Linked DNA regions of Homo sapiens: region 2 is linked to region 1. A link is a contact called in ENCODE Hi-C or POLR2A ChIA-PET data. All regions are on one chromosome and are shown on one strand. The core of a region is the stretch at or near the end of the contact, and the rest is flanking DNA. Distances in the headings are between cores, read along the strand shown. Region 1 holds the start of RBM34 (RNA binding motif protein 34). Region 2 overlaps ARID4B (AT-rich interaction domain 4B).

What was found. Hi-C counts contacts between places; a loop is a spot of excess contacts on that map. ChIA-PET counts read pairs that join two places held with the same protein, here RNA polymerase II (POLR2A). Pooled maps may share reads with other maps.
Region 2: a pooled map shows a loop between it and region 1 (4-fold over the local background). The contact joins the enhancer-like site here to the promoter of RBM34 in region 1. A Hi-C loop is called at or near these places in 2 of 50 pooled maps. POLR2A ChIA-PET finds 5 or more read pairs at or near these places in 10 of 52 experiments (CD4-positive, alpha-beta memory T cell, CD8-positive, alpha-beta memory T cell, GM12878 and 7 more).

Annotation. Positions count from the first base shown.
Region 1 is chr1:235,159,104-235,163,011 of GRCh38, forward strand. RBM34 (RNA binding motif protein 34) reads right to left here and starts at 2,147. Exons shown (of 11, transcript NM_015014.4): 1 at 2,071-2,147; 2 at 1,790-1,964; 3 at 1,408-1,544. The coding sequence starts at 2,123. RefSeq lists enhancers at 510-1,114, 1,401-2,600, 2,302-2,481.
Region 2 is chr1:235,274,068-235,278,424 of GRCh38, forward strand. The region is part of intron 2 of ARID4B (AT-rich interaction domain 4B); the gene reads right to left. Among named protein-coding and RNA genes, the nearest start is that of ARID4B, 52 kb to the right of the region's middle. Within about 2 kb of position 1,869, at least 7 of the 41 ENCODE cell types and tissues checked have a DNase peak (open chromatin) inside an H3K27ac peak, as active enhancers do; they include GM12878 and OCI-LY7, where a contact is called at or near this core.

The sequences.
Region 1 (3,908 bases), core at 897-3,396:
ACAGGAGGCTGAGGTGGGCGGCTGGATTGAGTCTGGGAAGCAAAGATTGCAGTGAGCCGCAATCGCACCACTGCACTCCAACCTGGGTGACAGAGCCAGACCTTGTCTCAAAAAAAAAAAAAAAAAGTTAATGAGGGAAATGAATAAATTTAAGAACACCAAACTCGGCCAGGTGTGATGGCTCACGTATGTAATCCCAGCACCTTGGGAGGCGGAGGCAAGTGGATCATGAGGTCAAGAGTTCGAGACCAGACTGGTCAATATGGTGACACCCCGTCTCTACTAAGAATACAAAAATCAGCTGGGTGTGATGGCGCGCCCATAGTCCCAGCTGCTCAGTAGGCTGAGGCAGAAGAATCACTTGAACCCAGGAGGCGGAGGTTGCAGTGAGTCAAGATTGCGCCACTGCACTCCAGCCTTGGCGACAGAGTGAGACTCCAGCTCAAAAAAAAAAAAAAAAATTTTTTTTTTAAAAAGCAAACCAGGCCAGGTGCAGTGGCTCATGCCTATAATCCCTGCACTTTAGGAGGCTGAGGTGGGTGGATCACCTGAGGTCAGGAGTTCAAGACCAACCTGGCCAACATGATGAAACTCTGTCTCTACTAAAAACACAAAAAATTAACCGGGCATGGTGGCACCTGTAATCTCAGCTCCACGGGAGGCCTGAGGCAGGAAAAATCACTTAAACCCGGGAGGTGGAGGTTGCAGTGAGCTGAGATCAGGCCACTGCACTCCAGTCTGGACAAAAAGAGCAAAACTCCGTCTCAAAAAAAAAAAAAGAAACGCAAACCAAATTCTTTTATATACATGCTGAAATATTTATAGATGAAACATAAATTTTCATTTTGCTTCCAAATAATGAGGTGGTAGCTGGGCGAGGTGGCTCACACCTGTAATCTCAACACTTTCGGAGGCCGAGGTGGGCAGATCGCTTGAGGTCAGGAGTTCCAGACCTGCCTGGCCAACATGGTGAAACCCTGTCTCCACTAAAAATACAAAAATTAGCTGGGCATGGTGACGCAGGCCTGTAGTCCCACCTACTCAGGGCCGAGGCAGGAGAATCGCTTGAACCTGGGAAGCGGAGGTTGCAGTGAGCTGAGATCACTGCACTCTACTGCAGCCTGGGCGTGGCATCAAGACTCCATCTCAAAACAAACAAAAACAAATAATGAGGGGGTATATGAGTGGGGTAAAAATACAAAAAGGTTAGCCAAATATTAGTAATTGCTGATGCTGAGTACACGGGGTTTCTTAGCCTTTTCAACTTTTCTATATGTACTGGATTTTCCATAATAAAAGTTTTGAAAGAAAGTAGAAATATGAAATAAAACTGACGAATATTCCAAGTATAGGAATGTTAATTTACCATCTAATTTCTTTAACATCAAATAAGAGAATTTTACCAACCTGTCTGCCAACTTTTTTTCTGCGTTAGTGTGTTTCTTCTTCGCTTTCACTTTTTTGGCAGGTTCTTGCGAAAGTGGTCTTTCAATCTGGGATGTACTTTCTTCCTCCTCATTCCGTTTCGTTTTTTTGATGGTTTGCTTTTTAAAAGTTTGAAGTTATATTTGAGACCCCATACTTCTAGAATTCTGACCCTAAGCCATAATTCAGTCTTTCTAAATGAGAATCTCTTCTCTCTCACTGGTATGTAAGAGTCATGAAAGGTTACTTAAAATGAATCCTGTCTGCCCCCTTTAGAAATCACGCTTCACGCGGTAGGTAAGAAGATTGCTTTGTATGTAAGTGGTTCTAACGAGCTATTCGGGAAGAAAGCCCAGTGACTTACTTTAGGCACAGGCACGTACACGGGTTGAATCTGGGGCTCCAGAGAACTGAAGAGGGACGCCAGCCGACCGGTGCCACCTCTGGAATGGTGTTCGCCGCGAAATAAGCTACTGGCGACCTGTCCAAGCCTGTAGTCTTCCGGCGGACTCCCGCGAACGCCGTCGTCAGGATTCTCTCTAGAAATGGACGACAGAAACTCAGCCACGCCACGCACCACCGCTTCGCCAGCACGAGGGAACGTACAACATCCCTCCCCAGGTACTCGTGCCGCGCGCCACTCACCCCTCCTGGACACTTCTCTTTCTCTTCCGTTTGCTCATCCCTTCCAAGGCCATTCTTACTCCAAAGACTCCCAGACTGCAGCTGCGCGCCAGCTCGCACTTCCGGGTTCCGGGCACTTCCGCTCTCTGGCCACGCCCCCTCCCCTCCGGCAGTCGGCCGCCGGGCGGCGGCGAAGGGAGGCGCTGGGTGAGGGAGCAGGTTTGTCGCCGTCGGTTGGTGGTCCTCGCCGTTTCAGAAAAGCCTCATTTTGGGAGTGAAGGACGTCTTCTGGGAGTGGTTGAAGCCTGCAGTGTGAAGAATCAGCCAGGCTAGGAGCGGGGTGTCCACCCAAGCCGAGAGAGAAACACGTAGAATACTGACTTGTTGAAAAGGAGGGAGGGAGGTTTGGCAAGAAATGCGGTTAGGGGTGAACGCAGTGGGGTGTTTACAATTTGCTAATCGCTGTGAAGAGTACAAAGGAATTCTTTGTACTCTTCTTGCAACTTGTCTGAAACATGACATTATTCCAAAATAAAAACCACAACTCTAACGAGTCACGTCAACATACAATTCGAAAGATTGTAATGCGGACCTGCTATTCTACCTGGAAAAGTAGATACTTGGCATTCAAAACGCTTCAAGGTGTTCTCAGCCCGTCTTCCCAGACTCATCTCCCTCCAGCCCCTGACATTCTAGCCTGCTTTCTCCACTGCCTCTACAGTTGTTATTCCTGTCCCCTCTGTTGTAATTGCCCTCCTCTTTCCCCTTCTGCAAAATAATGTCCATCCTTCAAGGCCTACCTCAGATACTGTCTAACTTAGTATTTCTTTGCAGCCAGGTGCGGTGGCTCGCCTGTAATCCTAACACATTTGGAGGCCGAAGTGGGAGGATTGCGTGAGGACTAGGAGTTTGAACCAGCCTGGTCGATCTAGCGAGACTTATTCTCTACAGAAAAGAAATTAGACGGGCACCTTCGCGCTCGGCGCCTGTAGTCCCAGCACTTTGAGAGGCTCGGGCAAGAGGATCCCTTGAGCCCTGGAAGGTCGAGGCTGCAGTAAGCTGTGATCGCATCACTACACTCCAGCCTAAGCGGCAGACCCTGGCTCAAAAAAAAAAAAAAAAAAATTCTTTGCTATTTACAATAGGGATATTTTCCCAAGCCCCCATGGTACTTACTATAATCATTTTTGGTCTGCTTTAGTGTTAGTTACAGTCTCTTTAGATGTAAAGGCAAGACAGTAAGGATTATGTTTTATTCATCATGTATGCTGTGTCTCTATTAGCTGTACATAGTGAATATTTGTTAAATTGACTCTCAGGGTAATAAAAGATTACTAGTTAAATCATCCAATAGTTTGAGTGGCAAAATAGGATTTGACTTTGTTCTTATTTTCTTTCAGACAAGGTGTTGCTCTGTCACCCAGACTGGAGTGTAGTGGTGAGATCACGGCGCACTGCAGCCTTGACTTCCTGGGCTCAAGCCATCCTCCCACCACGGAGTAGCTGGAACTGCAAGCAGCAGCACCATGCCCAGCTAATTTTTTTTTTTTTTTTGGAGACAGAGTCTCGCTCTGTCGCCCAGGCTGGACTGCAGTGGCGCGATCTCAGCTCACTGCAACCTCCGCCTCCCGGGTTCAAGTGAGTCTCCTGCCTCAGCCTCCCAAGTAGCTGGGATTACAGGTGCATGCCACCATGCCCAGCTAATTTTTGTATTTTTTTAGTAGAGACCGGGTTTCACCATGTTAGCCAGGCTGGTCTCGAACCCCTGACCTTGTGATCCGCCCACCTCAGCCTCCCAAAGTGCTGGGAGTACAGGTGTGAGCCACCGCGCCTGGCCTTTTTTTTTTTTTTTTTTTTTA
Region 2 (4,357 bases), core at 619-3,118, 110 kb after region 1:
CTTTGCCATTAAAAGTAATTGCATGCCAGGCACAGTGGCTCACACCTGTAATCCCAGCACTTTGGGAGGCCAAGGCAGGTGGATCACCTGAGCTCAAGAGTTCAAGACCACTCTGGGCAACATGGTGAAATACAAAAAAGCTACTAAAATACAAAAAAAAAAAATTAGCTGGGCGTGGTGGTGGCTTGGGAGGCTACTTGGGAGGTTGAGGCAGAGAGAATCACTTGAGCCCGGGAGGTGGAGGTTGCAGTGAGCTGAGATTACACCACTGCACTCCAGCCTGGGTGACAGTGAGACTCCGACTCAAAAATAATAAATAAATAAATAAAAATAAAAGTAATTGCAAAACCACAATTACTTTTGCACCAACCTAATAGTTCTCTGCTATCCAGATGTACAAATGACCCAGAAAATGTTTATATTAAATCTTTTTAGCTCTCTGTATGAAATGAAATGGAAGAAACTCAAGATAAAACAATAATAAAGTATATACCTTTTGAATTTAGTGTCATTTGCATGTATTACTTGATAAAAATAATCAATTAAAAATGTAATTTTTTATTCTACACAGAGAACTTGCAAACTAGGCCAAAGAGAATTTCGGAGAAGTCCAGTTTGATATACACTCACATAGAGGTAAAAGGATATAGAAGAATAAGGCCATAATTTGTGTAAAGAATATCTCAACTCAGCTATGGCTACGATCTGCAACCTATTAGTTGACTGATTTTTACTCCCTGATTCTCAGTTTCTCCACTTCTAAAAAGAGGGTAAATAATACCTTCTGCCTTAAAAACACTCTATATATAAATGTTAAGTCTGCTGCAGACTTATCTTTGAATTATGATTATCATGTGCTAAATCAAATGCATACTAAAAACAGGCACAATGGTAAGAGTAGGAAAATCCAACACTAGGCCTAATTTTGTGTGTGTGTGTGTGTGTGTGTGTGTGTGCACGCGCGCAGACCGCTCTGCCTATTCAATGACTATGCACATATGAGGGACCCAACAAATCATATTTTAATAAGTAAAATAAGGACAAACTATCTTACAGATGACCAAATTTTTACGACAAAGAAGCCCACACAGCTTTACAAAGACTAAGTCACTAACATGACAAGTATCAATTACAAGTTATTTCTCTTAACAAAGAGATATGTTCTGGCAATATGCTTTGCCAACAAGTAATTCATTAGACTGCTAGCCACCTGATCCAAACTGGGCCGATCGGTTTTACTCTGCTATGAAGTTAAAGCTAGGTTAACCAATTAGCCGGTAGAGAAAGGATGTGATGCAGCCTATGGTAGCCATTTTCTGGCATGCACAGGGAGAAGTAGAGAAAACCAGTCTGCTGAGAGGAAGTAAGAAATAAAACAGATGCAGAGGGGGAAAAAGTGCACATAAGAAACTGTGGGTTCTCTGAGTGACTGAGAGAATAGCTAGCCTTAGTTCCTGCTAGCTTTCCAACTGCCTCCTCAAGCCAAACTGGAGTTCCCCTCTTTGGGTACCATGAGATGCTCTGTACCCTTATAATAGATTCTCTTTTCTGCTTTTCATCACCTGAAATGGGTTCTATTACCCATAACCAAAATAGCTTTAATTAAACCCATCAGATGCCTATTATCAAAATAGAAATAATATCAAATACAGTTACAATTCCACAAACATTAATTGAGCACCCACAATGCCCTGGGATATTCAGAACTTAGATCACATCTAGACAAATATTAAACCAATTCCAGTTTACATTTTTAAGCTAAACTGTCAAAATATACAAAAATCCTGGGCTGGGCACAGTGGCTCACGCCTGTAATCCCAACACGCTGGAAGGCCAAGGTGGGAGGACTGCTTGAGCCCAGGAGTTCAAGACCAGCCGGGACAACACGGCAAAACCTCATCTCTACAAAATATCAAAAACTTAGCCAGGCGTGGTAGCACACACCTGTGGCTCCTAGCTAGTGAGGGGGCTGAGGCAGAAGGATCACTTGAGCCTGGGGAGTAGAGGCTGCAGCAAGCTGTGATCACACCATTGCACTCCAGCCTAGGTGACAGACAGAGACTTTCAAAAAAAGAAAAAAAATCTTGACCAGTAAGAAATAATGAAATGTGAACATACGAAGCAAAAAAAAAAAAAAAAAGATTTTTTTTTTGAAAAGCTATTTGAGGTCATCAGATCATTATTATAACATTAGTAGCATTAGCAAACTAACGCTAATTAGTAGCATTAGCAAACATTAGTAAGATATAACCTCTGGCTATCAATTTTTAAAAATCAGCTTTTAAGCCCTTACCAGATGCGTCTGGCCCTACAATCTTATTAAAAATATATTTACACTTTTTAAAAAACAATAGTTTACATCTTCAACAGACTCTTACATTTCTACTCATATTTTTCAAAGTTATAAACTTCTTATCAAATAAAAAGAAAAAATAAAGCAAGAATACTAATTGTCATGGTGGTGCACATCTGTAGTCCTAGCTACTTGTGAGGCTGAGGCAGTAGGATTGCTTGAGCCCAGAAGTTCAAGGCTGTATTGAGCTATGATCACACCACTGCACTCCAGTCTGGGAGACACAGCAAGACCCTGTCTCTTTAAAAAAGGAAAGAAAGAAATTACAAGTTATTTCTCTTAAAAAAGAGATGTTGGCCAGGCGCGGTGGCTCATGCCTATAATCCCAGCACTTTGGGAGGCCGAAGCAGGGGGGATCACCTGAAGTCAGGAGTTTGAGACCAGCCTGGCCAACATGGTGAAACCTCATCTCTACTAAAAATACAAAAAATTAGCTGGGAGTGGTAGCGGGTGCCTGTAATCCCAGCTACTCGGGAGGCTGAGGCAGGAGAATCGCTTGAACCCGGGAGGTGGAGATTGCAGTGAGTCGAGATTGTGCACTGCAATCAAGCCTAGGTGATGGAGCAAAACACCATCTCCGAAAAAAAAAAAAAAAAGATATGTTCTGGCAATATGCTTTTGCCAAGAAAAACCCTGAGCAACAAAGGAAGACATGGCTCTATAAAAAATAAAAAAATTATCTGGGCTCAGTGGCACACGCCTATGGTCCCAACCATTCAGGGGGCTGAGGTGAGAAGATCACTTGAGCTCAGGAGGCCAAAGGTGCAACAAGACATGATCGTGCCACTGCACTTCAGTTTGGGTGGCAGAGAGAGACTCTCTCTCTAAAATTTAAAAAAGATTTTAGAGGCTGGGTGCAGTGTAATCCCAGCACTATGGGAGGCTGAGAAGGGTAGATCACCTGAGGTCAGAAGTTCAAGACCAGCCTGACCAACATAGTGAAACCCGGTCTCTACTAAAAATACAAAATTAGCCTGGCATGGTGGCGCACGCCTGTAATCCCAGCTACTCGGGAGGCTGAGGCAGGAGAATGGCGTGAACCCGGGAGGCGGAGCTTGCAGTGAGCCGAGATCCCGCCACTGCACTCCAGCCTGGGCGACAGCGAGACTCCGTCTCAAAAAAAAAAAAAAATAATAATAATAATGTAAATGAGACCATTTTTAATGCCTTATATTGTGTGTGTGTGTGTGTGTGTGTGTGTGTGTGTGTGTGTGTGTGTGTTTCATTGGTTTTGTTTTACATTTTTCTCCTGATGACCTTGCCCAGCATCTTTCAGGATTTTAATGGTGGCACTAAATGGCTTTTCTTGGCCATTCCTTCCATACTACCTCACACTAAATGGAGATTCTATTAGTTGCTGAGGATATCTATTCCAACTATTCACTTAGGACCATAAGAAACAATTTCAAGATGAGTGTAAGGAAACATATTTAAGTCAAAACTCTATCAAAATGCTATTTCCTGACTCTCCATATGCACCTACTCTTACTGGTAGGTCACAGTGGTATTCTTTTGAGTCACCAGTAATTAATGGTTAAGTCAGAGCCAAAATCAGATTTTAAAACCTGAGTATTATTCCCCTATCCCACTGCACAGCTATTTAAGTAAATGTACACACACAAAGTATCATTAGCAAAGGCAAGTAGAAAGGGCCATGCTACATACAGGGGTATGTAACAGGCCTTCCAGGATACTCGGTCTTGCCTTCTTTCAATGGCCTCTCAGAACTAAACAGACTCAATTTCAAAGCATTCAATAGAATAGTTTATATTAGATTATCATCAGACCTGGAGTTTTAAAAAACTATACCAATCAAATAAGTTACTAGGTTACTTATCTACCTAGGGATCTCAATGCACATGCAAACATTTTCAGAATTTCATTATCAAACATGCCCTCCTACCTAAATGTGTTAACCATGCCCACCTAGCCTCCGTTCTGCTGGAATTTTCTGATCCCCACTGAGATCATGAAAAACATTTCATGGCATCCCCTCCTATAAGC